Regions from separate parts of the Homo sapiens genome. Here regions 1 and 3 are each linked to region 2. A link is a contact called in ENCODE Hi-C or POLR2A ChIA-PET data. All regions are on one chromosome and are shown on one strand. The core of a region is the stretch at or near the end of the contact, and the rest is flanking DNA. Distances in the headings are between cores, read along the strand shown. Region 1 overlaps LOC102723406 (a long non-coding RNA gene). Region 2 has its middle 21 kb from the start of RFC3. Region 3 has its middle 170 kb from the start of RFC3.

Region 1 (4,066 bases), core at 1,553-4,052, 190 kb after region 2:
GCTTCAGCCTGGGGAAAGATAAAATTTAGAGCAGAGTTTCGGGTGTCACTTCAATTCACTACTGTGTAAGCTTAGACTCACCCTTTCTGAGCCTCATCCACTTTACCTATAAAATATATGTAATAACATCTCCCTCTCAAAGCTGCTGTGGGTGTTGTGATATATGTGAAAACAATTTGGAAACTACACATGCAAAGTATTTTTATTCCTATTGGCTGCTTGAAGGCAGGAACCATCCTATTCATTTTTGACCTAACCCCCATCTCCAGTGCATGCCAGGATGCAGCAGAGCACATTCATTTCAGTATAATTCTGAGAAAAAGAGAAAGGACCCATTTCAACTCAAACTTAATACCACAATTTGAACTTTGAAGTTGCTCAAAAGAGTTCTTTCAGATCTAAAGAGGAAAAAATGACTGGAAGACGAGCCTTTAGGCAACTTATTAACTGTTTTTACTTGCATAACAGATTATCTGGGGGGCCACATGAGCCTTTGACAGAACATCTGTGAAGTTAGAACAGTCTTCGGTCTTTTGTGTACTCTGAGAAGTCCAGGCCACAGGAGTTTGCCATTCTCTGATATTTTCTGCAACACATTAAACTGTTTAATGCAAATTTACTCCATTCTAAATTTGCATGGGGCCCAGGAGCCCTTTGAGAGAGAGCTTGAGTGAGACCTTGGGTTGACATATACAGGGCTGTCTGATGGCCAGGGTGAATGGGTATATTCCCAGAAGGGGAATAGACAAGAGAAAAAGAAAACAGCCTCCCTGAAGTGATGCTTCATGGAGAAGTCTTAAAGGATGGTGCGGTTTTTGCAACAAGGTGTGGATGAGGCAGGGAGTAGGGGCTTCCAGGAGGCTGTGCCCCTGGCTTTCTTTCCCATCTTGAGTGTGGATCACCGTGTCTGATGATCAGACCGGTCAGGTTGTGCCCTAAACAAAGGCACACACACACAGGAAGGCATCATTCACATTGTAGGTTTGTGCACACTTTCTTTGCAATTTTCTGCCAGAGGAAAGTCAAGTGTCTTAAGGACTCGCCTAATTCTTACCAAGGCACTGTTGGAAAGTCAAGTGTCTTAAGGAAGGGGTGACTTTCCTAATTTTTACCAAGGCACTGTTTAGGGTAGGGGAAGCCCTGGCAGGGACCCTTGGAAGAAGAGGGCTGTCTATAGTGGAAAAACTATCACATTAGGAGCCCAATAGTTCTACTTTAGTTCAGTATCTTAGTTATTTTAGCCCCTTAGAACCTAACACAACACCTGGTACATATTTATTCAGTAAATTGGATTGATCAATGCCTATGGGTTTTTAAAGTTTTATCCAGGAGGCATCACAGATCTCATTTGTTCTTTATTCCTTTTGTGTTCTCTTCCCAGACTTGTGGTTTTGTCACAAGGAGATAATATTTTCAGCAAAAAATATAAACTTTCCCTCAAGACACAAATTAGAAAATATGGTGGTGCGGTCCCTGGTGAGGAAGCCATCCTTCCAGGCCCAGAATTTCCTGCCCTGTCCATTTCCAACTTATCATAAATACTTTCCTGACCCCTAAAATGCAGGACACTGATCAACTCAGTTAAGAAGTTTTTATTTCAAGCCTGCTGGGCTTTACAAAGGACTGCATTTGACTCTGGGCATGGATTCAAAGTCCTTTTGAATAAATGACCTGCTTATCTAGCTGTCAAAATGTGGACCTCACTGGCACTCTTAACTATAGCCCTGATTCAAGTTTATGTGCCAGAAACGGAACTTCTGTCTTTCAAATTCAACAAGGTCTTCAGACCATGGCCGCCTTGCACAATATGGACCAGCAGTTGCTATTAGAGCAACTAAGGGTATTTACGGTTTATTCAAATAATGTAGTGCAAAGAATAGGAGGTTTGAAAGCCTGGCGAGGAGTGGAAGAATTGACTTCCATAAATCTAGGGCCCTAAAAATACCTTTTTTGTTCAAGCGTTGGAAAGAATTTTGTCGACCTTTCTGCTTCATTGGCATTTCTTTACGTTTTCCTGGTAACCAGAGACAAGTTGCACAATCGGTGTGGCATTTGGCTCCTGATTCTGGGGGAGAGGGAGCGCTGTCTGCTTTTTCAGCAGGCCCAGCACAGTGGAGCGCGGAGCATTCAGCACTGGGGGAGCCTGCCAGCAGCTGGCCCTGCCAAACTAAACAGGAATCAGCGCGGACAAAGGGAAGATTATGTGGTGGAAAAAGGATACCCCGAATTAAGGCAGGAAAGCCACGTCAATTATATTTGGAAGCGGTGTCTCTCCCCCGGGTTACAAAGCCGTGTCTCTAAGATTTCTGAGGATGTTGCTGTTTCACCGAAAGCTCACCCACAAAAGGTCAGTGGGTGGAGTTCAAACAAAATGCTTTTTCTCTTATGACTTCCTGTGGATCTTGATATCTCGCCACAAGTCTTTCTGCCACCACTGTGCCCTTCCATGCACACTAGTCACAGCAGGAGGAGGACAGGAACGCGCGCCAGGAGCGGATTAGGGGACGTGAGCAGGCGACCCTGGCAGAGGTTCTCCGCGCAGTGGCCCGCGGTGGGCTGGGCGTGCTGAGCACTGCGTCCCTGCTTCAGTCCTGATCTCAGCGGAAGAAAAATAAAAACACAACAAAACTCAAACCAACAAAACACCTGGGATTTCCCGGCCACCAGCCCCAGTGAGTGCCCCCACAGGATAAGCTCTTACTAACTCCTCCTGGTGGCCCCAGGCTGACCTCTGCAAGGTTACTGTTGGGAGTTGAAGGCAAAGCGGCCTGGCCCACTGCTGGTGATACCCAGGCTAGGCTAAGTCTCCTGAGGACACGTGGAGGCTCAGCGCAGGCGCAGGAGCAGCGCGGGGCTGGGAGAACTGGCAAAGCCACCTGCGGTGCTGTGCCCAGGGAGTCCATGATTCTTCTCTCCTCCTGTCTCCTTTTTCAAAATGCAAAATAAAATGAGAAATTTTGTTTTTAACAATAAAAGTAACAAATATATCATCACCAAGATGTTTAGATGTTAGTATTACTGGAAACAACTTGCTTTTTTTTCTCCTTAAATAAGTAAGACTTTGAAGATACAGTAAGGCCCCACCTTCATCCCTCCCCTCCCCAGAGTGAACCTCCTTAAATTTGTCTATATTGTTCCCACGTGATTTTTCTTATTTTTTCCATGCATAGTTTTATTTAAATATGATCTTGCATGGTTTTTAAATTTATGTAAATGATATCCTTTAAATATCTTTTTACAATTTACATTTTGCACTTAACCGGCCACTTTAGGAATTTATCATTGTGAATATCAATGTAAATCTAGCTTTAAGATTGTTTAATAAACTTTTCAATAAAAACAATTATTTTTTAAATCGATTCTATTCAGGAGCATGACTTTTTTCCCCACTTTTTAAATTACAAAGAATACAATTAGCATGTTTGTACATTTACACTAGCACACATGCCTAGTGTATATGGGAGTAGACCCTAAAGAACGAAGAAGTAGAGGCCGGGCGCAGTGGCTCACGCCTGTAATCCCAGCACTTTGGGAGGCCGAGGCGGGCAGATCACGAGGTCAGGAGACAGAGATCATCTCCTGGCTAACACGGTGAAACCACGTCTCTACTAAAAATACAAAAAATTAGCCGGGCGTGGTGGTGGGTGCCTGTAATCCCAGCTATTTGGGAGGCTGAGGCAGGAGAATGACGTGAACCCGGGAGGTGGAGCTTGCAGTGAGCCGAGGTCCTGCCACTGCACTCCAGCCTGGGCAACACAGCGAGACTCCATCTCAAAAAAAAAAAAAAAGAAAGAAAGAAATTAGAAGTAGAATTCCTGGGCCATAGGTCAGTTTCAACATTGCCAAATATTGACAAATTGCTCTCCAAGAGGGCTATGTTAATTTTCAAGCTCACCAGCAATGATCAAGATTTTCACCAAAACTTAGTGCACCCGATTAATTGTATTTGCTGACATGACGGTTTCAAGTGGTACCTGGCCGCTTGACTTTTCAATTCCGTGAGAACTAGTGAAGTTGAGCATATTTTCATATGCTGTTGTCCATTTGAGCTTTTTGCTTAAGCTGC
Region 2 (3,941 bases), core at 426-2,925:
AAAAAATTATCTGAAGTTCTTTGATGTATCCATAAAGCAAATGTGTGTATCTGCTTGATAGCTAACTAATGTTAAATACATCACTAAGACTAAACTTTGATCTTGCATTAAGAATTTTAAAATTCTTTTGAAAGAAATTAAAGTTTAAAGAAAGCAATTTGCATGTTAGTAACTTTTGTCTATAGCGCTCTCATTAGTAGCTTACAATAATATGAAACACAATTTTATATTGTAAGCAAATATTGCCAGGTGCAGTGGCTCATGCCTGTCACCCCAACACTTTGGGAGGATGAGGTGGAAAGATTGCCTGAGCTTAGGAGTTTGAGACCAGCCTAAGCAACATAGTGAGACCTTGTCTCTACAAAAAATACAGAAATTAGCCAGCCATGGTGGTATGTGCCTGTGGTCCCAGCTACTCGGGAAGCTGAGGTGAGAGGATGACTTGAGCCTGGGAGGCAGAGGTTGCAGTGAACCAAGATTATGCCACTGAATTCTAGCCTGAGTGAAAGAGCCAGACCCTTTCTCAGAAAAATAAATAAATAAATAAATAAATAATTACTGGTTAAGAATGTGAATAGAGGCCAGGCGCCGTGGCTCACACCTGTAATCTTAGCACTTTGGGAGGCCAAGGTGGGCAGATCACCTGAGGTGGGGAGTTCTACGTCAGCTTGACCACCATGGAGAAACCTCGTCTCTAATAAAAATACAAAAAATTAGCCAGGCATGGTGGCACATGCCTGTAATCCCAGCTACTCAGGAGGCTGAGGAAGGAGAATTGCTTGAACCTGGGAGGCAGAGATTTCAGTGAGCCAAGATTGCACCATTGCACTCCAACCTGGGCAACAAGAAAAAAACTCCATCTCAAAAAAAATAAAATAAACAAAAAAGAATGTGAATAGAGATGTTTGAAATGTTTGAAAGAATTTAAATGTAGATTCGACCTAACTTTTTTTAAAAAAATTTATTCTTATATTGTATAGTTAAATTCACTCCAAAATAGTCCTTGAGCTATTACCCACTTGAGCTAAGTACTGTTTCAGGATACTATGAACAGACAGACAAGTTCCCTTTTTCATGGAGATGTCATTCTAGTAGGACAATACAGACAATAAATATGCAGCAGGATAATTTCAGATACTGATGAGTGCAATGAAAATGATAATATAAGATACTGTGACTGAGTGTGACATGAGTGTAGGGTGAGAGATAACTGCTTTAGCTAAAGTAGATACAGAAGCCCACCCTAAGAGGATGATGTTTGAACTGAAATTGAAGGCTGAAAAGGTACTTTTAATACTGCTAAAACGGCTCACGTTATTAGGGAAGAAAAATTCATCTACTGTCGCATGAAGCATAAGCAGTCTAAAGAAAGAAGGAACTATGTCAAGTGGCTTCAGGACAAGATTTGAAGCCAGAACATTTATTTCTGAGCTGATGATTCATCAGTGACCTGACTTCACCTTATTTATATGGCCAGAAACCAAACGGTATTATTCCAGACTCAGATCCGTGTTCCTCTACCAGATGCAATTTTCTCCCATCAATTCTGGCTGCGAGAGAAATATCTCAGCAGCAAATAGCTGGAAGTAAAGGCTGAAACTGAAACTCTACAGAAGCGTTCTGTAAACGCTTTCTCCAACCCACCGTTGCTCCCTTTTTCTTACCCACAACCTGTACACAGTTTCACATGTGACCAAGTATTTTGTGGTTCCTGAGGCTTGGAGGGGTGGATCTAGAAAAGCCTGACAATAATGAGAAGATTGGGAACAGAGCCGGATTTTTAGTAGAGAAGCAGGGAGAGGCATTCCAGTTAATTACCTAGTCTGTCCATGCTGTAAAAAGGTTGCCTGGATAAATCAATTCAGCAGAATACCTACCTTGAAGTTATGGTCAAGTTTTTATTTTGTGTTGGAGATCAAGTTTCTCTTGAAGTCCAAACTAATGGTCATCATTACTAGTATTTATTAGTTCCCTTTCTTTTTCTGTTTTTTTGTTTTGTTTTGTTTTGTTGTTGTTGTTGTTGTTGCTTTTGTGGAATCTTGCTCTGTCACCCAGGCTGGAGTGCAGTGGCGTGATCTCGGCTCACTACAACCTCTGCCTCCCAGGTTCAAGTGATTCTCCAGCCTCAGCCTCCTGGTTAGCTGGGACTACAGGTGCGTGCCACCACATCCAGCTAATTTTTTTGTATTTTTAGTAGAGATGGGTTTCACCATGTTGGCCAGGCTGGTCTTGAACTCCTGACCTCAGGTGATCTGCGTGCCTCGGCCTCCCACAGTGCTGGGATTACAGGTGTGAGCCACCGCACCCAGCCCCCTTTCTTCTTTCTTTTGTAAAATCAAAAACTGAGCTATAATTTACATGCTATAAAATGTGTACGGATTACTCAGTGTTGACAAATGTACACATCTATATAAATGCCACACAATGAAGATATCAAGTATTGCCATCACCTTAAGGGTTTTCTTCTGCTTCTTCCCATTCCATTTCTATTCCTCTATCCTCCATTCCAAGAATACTGATCTACTTTCTATCACTATAAATTTTTCATTCCTAGAGATTCATATAAATTGAATAATATAGTACGTGGTCCTTTTTTCCTCTTAGGATGATACATGGAGATTTATCAGTGTTGACTTTGTTCACTGAGAAATATACCATTGTATAGATGTACCGCAATTTATCCACTTGCTTCTTGACGGACACTTGGATTGCTTCCAATTATTTGCTAACATGAATAAATATGTTATTAATATTCCAGTACAGGCCATCTGTTTTCACTTTTCTGGAGTAAATATCTGAGAAATTGCTGGGTTGTAAGGTTAAGGGTATATTAAACTTTGTAAGAGATTTCCAAATAGTTTTCCAAAGTGGTCAAACCATTCTGCATTCTCACCAACAATGTATGAGTGTTCCAGATGCTCTTGTCTTTACCAACATTTGGCATTATATACATATATATATTTACATACATGTATACACACGTATAGCCATTTGATTGGGTGTGTTGTGGTATTGCACTGTGATTTACGTTTTCATTTCCCTGATGACTAAGCATTTTTTCATGTTTATCGACCATTCACATATCTTCCTTTGTGAAGGGTCTAGTCAAATGTTTTGTGCATTTTAATTGGGTTGATTCTTTTTATTGAATTGTGAGAATTCTTTACATATTGTAGATACAGTCCTTTGTGAGATAAATGTATTGTGCCGATTGTCTCCCAGTATGCAGTTTGCCCTTTCATCTTATTAATGTTAATTTTCAAAAAGCAGAAGAGTTCCCTTTCCTATTATGTTGCTGATTTTTTACTTGTTTTTTTCTACTAGTCATTTCCCTAATTTGTGAATATTAGAAAACTAAATATACAATTTGCAGTGATATATATTGCTAAATATTCAATGGTAAAAAAAAATTGTCCTGTAGCATTGAAGGAATGTTCAATATTTGTTGTTGCCTGTATTCATTTTATTAGTTTTCTATAGCTGCTGTCACAAATTACCACAAATAGAGCATCTTAAGATGACGTATTTATTATTTCATAGATGTGTAGATAAGAAGTCTTATTACAGCATGGTTCAGGTGGTTCTCTGCTCCCAATAGCTTAAGGCCAAAATCAAGGCATTAGCAGGGCTGCATTTCTTTCAAGTTCATACAGGTTATTGGCAGGATCCAGCCCATTGCAGTTGTAGAACTCAGGTCCCTGGTGCCCTGCTGGCTGTCGACTAGGGCTCATTCTCAGTTTCTAGGGGCTGTCCACATTTCCTGGCACATGACCTCCTTCCAAGCTTACAGTGGTGGGCTGGGGTGGCGGGGGTCTTCCTCAAGGTCTCTAAGTCCCTAAAGAGAACATAGAATTCTACTTACCGTGCTGCCAAACCAATATCTATACTACCGGTGAAGGGAAATAGATCCAGCTACAGTTTGGAACTAGAAACCCTAAGAG
Region 3 (4,290 bases), core at 690-3,189, 150 kb after region 2:
GAGCTCAGCTGGGTGAATCCACCTATAGACACATCATCTGGTAGCTTGGCTGTCTGTGAATTGTCTAAGATGGCCTCACTGATGACAGTTGATGCTGGCTGTTAGTGAGGCCTTTCTCTCCCTGTGGTTTCCAGGCCTCAAGAAGGCTAAGCAAGGCCTTTGTACATGGAGGTCTCAGGGCCTGCAGGAGGGCCAAAATGAACACTGCAAGACATCTTGTAACGGAGGCTTGTAGATCACCCACCTTCACTTCTGCCACATCTTATCAGTCAACATAAGTCACAATGCCAGCCAAGGGTCAAGGGGAAGGGAAAGAGACTCCCCCTCTTAGTGGGAGGAACGGCGAGGTCACGTTGCAAGAGACTCCTGCTTCCATCTTTGGAAGCAATCTACCACAAAGAACTACTACCAAAGTATTTGTAATAAAACCACAGCAAGATTCTGCCCAGAAAGAAAATTTCCATGTGTTTTAGCTTACTATTTCTGACTTGAAGGTTTTGTACTCTAATGATGCAAGTCTGTCACATGCATATTGTTATATTGGAGCCATCTCAACATTTGAGTGTCATTATTCCTAGAAAAGCCCATATTTAAGATCTGTCCAGAGAAACTCCCAGGGGAGGGAGTGGAGCATTTCAGGAGGTTGCTCATTGGTTTAGTTCTGCTTTTTTGGAACACAGACTCACCCACAAGTAGTTGCTAGTGCTTTTTCGTTTTGTTTTGTTTTGTCAATTATAGGCTTGGAGTGGAAGAACAGCTGGAAGTAGAAATCTGTCAGCTCTAGGAACTGACCTCCCCCTCTCTTTCATGGCCGCATGACGCCTCTTCAACTCTCTCTGCCTCTCATTGTATCTCTGTTTTTCTCTGTCTCCTCTCTACCAACAAGATCTTCCTAAACTTCTGTCATCTCTGTATGTGTATGTGAGTGTTGCGTGTCTCTGTGTGTGCGCTGTGCAAAGTACCCAATTCATTTTCCCGGCATTCGGGAATCAGGCACCATTCACATCTCTGCCTATGTGATGCTACCCCCAAGGGCCAGGGCTCTTCCTGTTATAGGTAGCTTTTGCTTACTTGGACTAACTTTGTGATAATTATCTGAATGGACTATTATTTTCTCCATTTTACAGGTGAAGAAATTAGGCTAGAAAGATGTTAGTGTTGTCCCAAGTCACACACCCAAGAAATGGCCAGACCAGGCCTGAGTCCAGTACTGTGGGGCCCCTGGAGCCCATGCTTTCAACCCTCTCCGATTCTCCCGCACTGCCTTGTTTTGCACATGGGTGGTCCATTCTTGTCCTTAAAGCTTCTCAACTGTGCAGGTTCAGCTCCCATCCTTTTGTAAAAGGTTGCCAATTGGGAATTTCCCTGTTGTTTCATAATTTTAGTTAAATCCTCAAAACTGAAGCTAACAAGTAGGAAGAGTCCTCAATTTTTAAAGGAGAACCTGGAGGAGCAGCCAGATATCTCCTACCTGCAGCCCTTGCTAAGAGGTGTCCAAACTGGAGTTTTGAATCTTAGCCCATCTCCCCATCCAGCCTCTCTCAGCAGATGTCTAGAATCTCCTGGGGGAAGCAAGGAGGGCATGGAGAGTTCACTGATGCAAGAGAGTAGTCTGAGTTAGGAGAGTTGTTGGGGAAGTTTAAGAAGCGTGCAGTGTGAGCTGCTCACCAGCGGCTTAGACCAGGTGAGAGAGGCGCTGGGGGGAAGTGAGGATGCCTGCCCCATGGCAGACTGGCACCCGTTCACCAGCTGAAAGTATGCTGACCTGCAAAACCAAACTGAACCGGGTGTGCGACAGGAGAGTTCCTGACAAAGAACTTTCTCCAAAGCTAATTTCCTTTATTGTGTCTCGTGAACAAACTGATCTCAAGTCTATATTTCTCAATTCACATTCCCAAGATAGAGTCTGGTTGACTCAGCCCTGACTTTATTCTGGGCCACACTATGAGTCTCCAGCCGGCTGTTGGCTTGGCTGCTGGTGCTGAGTGCCCACCCCTAGTCCAGCTGGCTGTGGCCAGGACAGGGTCAAATGGAACCAAGGACAAGGCCTGAAGGCCATTCCTTTTGAAGGCGTGGTGGGCAGGACACTTCCCTTATGGAGGCAAAACAGGCAAATACGCAGCGTTCTTTTAGGCATCAGGGACTGCTGAAGATTTCTGCAGGAGGAACCAGAGAAGACAGTCAAGCTCTTCCTAAAAGTCCTCCTCTATCTGTGTGTGTGTGTGTGTGTGTGTGTGTGTGTGTGTGTGTGTGTGCATGTTCTATGTAAAGTACCCAACTCACTTCACTGGTATTTAAGAGAATCTCAAGGTACAGCAATGCATTTCGTATTATACATGCATGCATATTTGTGAGAAAGCTGTATGGCTCTCCTTTCCCGAGCAGCTGGAAGCAGTGATCCATCTCTTGCAGGCCTTCATTGCAGGGCGATTGCTTAATAAATATTTATTGTGTGGAAACTCTGTCCTTGTGTATGAGTTCACCCTGACCTCTTGCCTCAGTCCAAACCTGGCTTCCTTGATCTCAGCTTTATTTGTTCTGAAGCAAGTAGGGAGGTTTTTTTTTTTTTTTTTTAATGTTTGTTTGTTTGTTCCCAGCATTCCTCTGCAGTATCTGGGGATCTCACAGCCCCCACTGTCATCCGGCCTTTGAGGAAACACAGGGCGATAGACAGAGCAGGAGAGGCTGGAGTCAGCCAGATGTTACTAAATCCCACCTGCGCCATTTACTGACTGTGTGACTCAGGGCAGGTTATTTAAGGCCTCTTGGATGTTTGAGATCAGGAAACTGAAGTCCAGAAAATTAAGCAGCTGGATCTTGTAAGCTTCTGCTGATTAACTTGTAAACGGGGCTCCTGGGAGTCACCCCTTGGAATGTTTGGAAGCCTTCAAGAAGAGACAAGTTTCTGCAGGGGGCCTGAAGCACAGGAAGTGCCTGACTCTTGAGTGACCAGACCCACAGCCGTCCTGTGTTCTTGCCACAGACTCTTCTCCCTGGCTGGAGCTTTGCTCCAGGCCCACCAACTTTTGCTCAAATTCTCTTTGTCTTGAAACTTCTCAAGCATCTTTCTTAAATTGGCTGCTGAATGCAGCCTTCTGTCTGCATTGCTGATCACACCTCCCTCACTTAAGCATTTGTTAAATCCAGGTGTTTATTTTTTGAGCTCTAATTTATTCACATTCCCTACCTCCCAAGCTTTACCCTCTAGACTGTTATCCTTTTCTCCTAGGTAAACGTCAGAAAAGATCAATCACCCTCATCAATTCATTAATTTAGTCATTCATCCAACTACCCTCTTGCCAGTACTCTGTATCAATACAATGTTTTTCAGTAGGGTGACGGGAAAGAAAAGAAGGGAAGACACAAAGATGAAAAAGACAAATTACTATTTTCAAAGAGCCTAGAGTCTAGAATGAGCACCACCATTGGTAGATAATAGTTGTATCTATCATTGTTATGCAATAGTTATAGCTTAAAATTAACAGAGTCAGTATTTCTTTTTCCTTTTTACATTAGCATGACAAAAATATCACAATCCTGTTCATTTCTATTCCAGTAGTTTGTATGGGACAGAGTAGACAAAAACTTTTGCTACCAAAAGTTACACGATCCAGCTGCTCGATTTTCTGGAATTCGGTTTCCTGATCTCGAACAAATGAGAATAATAATCAGTATATCACAGGCTTCTTCTGGAAATTAAATGAGAGAAAACAGCCATACAGCACGGTTCCAGGAGTACAGTAGACACTCAATAAAGTATGGGCTTGTTGGGGCTCAGAAAACAATACCCCAAAATGAAGACCTCAGAAGTAGTTTCATAAGCAAAACTTTTTCTCTGATCTTCTCCTGCCCTCCTGTCTCTCAATCCCATTCTTTCCCAAAGCTAGCCATAGAAACTAGAATCACTCTTCCCCAAGGTGGGTCATAGAAACCAGAACTCTCATTCCCAGAGCTAGCCATAAAACCTAAAATATGACTCTAAGTTTCCTTCCACCTTTCTGTGTAAAAACTGGCCATAAATAAATTACCTGAGCTGTGTGTGGTGGCCTCACACTTATAAACCCAGCAGTCTTTGGGAGGCAAAGGTGGGAGGATCATTTGAGCTCAGGAGTTTGAAAGCAGCGTTGACAACATGGTGAGACCCTGTCTCTGTTTAAGAAAAAGAAAAAAGAAAAGAAAGGAAATGATCTGACTTAGTTGTTTGACTGTAGGCCATAAGAACCCTATTCTAGAGAGAGTCCTGCCCCATACTCAGAATGAAGGAATGCATGCTCATAGAGGCCAAGCAGG

What was found. Hi-C counts contacts between places; a loop is a spot of excess contacts on that map. ChIA-PET counts read pairs that join two places held with the same protein, here RNA polymerase II (POLR2A). Pooled maps may share reads with other maps.
Region 1: a loop to region 2 is called in a pooled map, with 2.1 times the contacts of the local background. The contact joins two enhancer-like sites. A Hi-C loop is called at or near these places in 2 of 50 pooled maps. POLR2A ChIA-PET finds 5 or more read pairs at or near these places in 3 of 52 experiments (BJ, Panc1 and activated CD4-positive, alpha-beta T cell).
Region 3: a loop to region 2 is called in a map of gastrocnemius medialis, with 23 times the contacts of the local background. The contact joins two enhancer-like sites. A Hi-C loop is called at or near these places in 1 of 168 maps with a recorded cell type or tissue (gastrocnemius medialis). POLR2A ChIA-PET finds 5 or more read pairs at or near these places in 2 of 52 experiments (BJ and Caco-2).

Annotation. Positions count from the first base shown.
Region 1 is chr13:33,609,292-33,613,357 of GRCh38, reverse strand. LOC102723406 (a long non-coding RNA gene) reads right to left here. Exons shown (of 6, transcript XR_007063750.1): 5 at 2,730-2,925; 6 at 1,580-2,591. It also overlaps a transcript of STARD13 not described here. Among named protein-coding and RNA genes, the nearest start is that of RFC3, 210 kb to the left of the region's middle. Within about 2 kb of position 2,802, at least 25 of the 41 ENCODE cell types and tissues checked have a DNase peak (open chromatin) inside an H3K27ac peak, as active enhancers do.
Region 2 is chr13:33,795,405-33,799,345 of GRCh38, reverse strand. No RefSeq gene overlaps it. Among named protein-coding and RNA genes, the nearest start is that of RFC3, 21 kb to the left of the region's middle. Within about 2 kb of position 1,675, at least 3 of the 41 ENCODE cell types and tissues checked have a DNase peak (open chromatin) inside an H3K27ac peak, as active enhancers do.
Region 3 is chr13:33,641,125-33,645,414 of GRCh38, reverse strand. It overlaps a transcript of STARD13 not described here. Among named protein-coding and RNA genes, the nearest start is that of RFC3, 170 kb to the left of the region's middle. Within about 2 kb of position 1,939, at least 21 of the 41 ENCODE cell types and tissues checked have a DNase peak (open chromatin) inside an H3K27ac peak, as active enhancers do.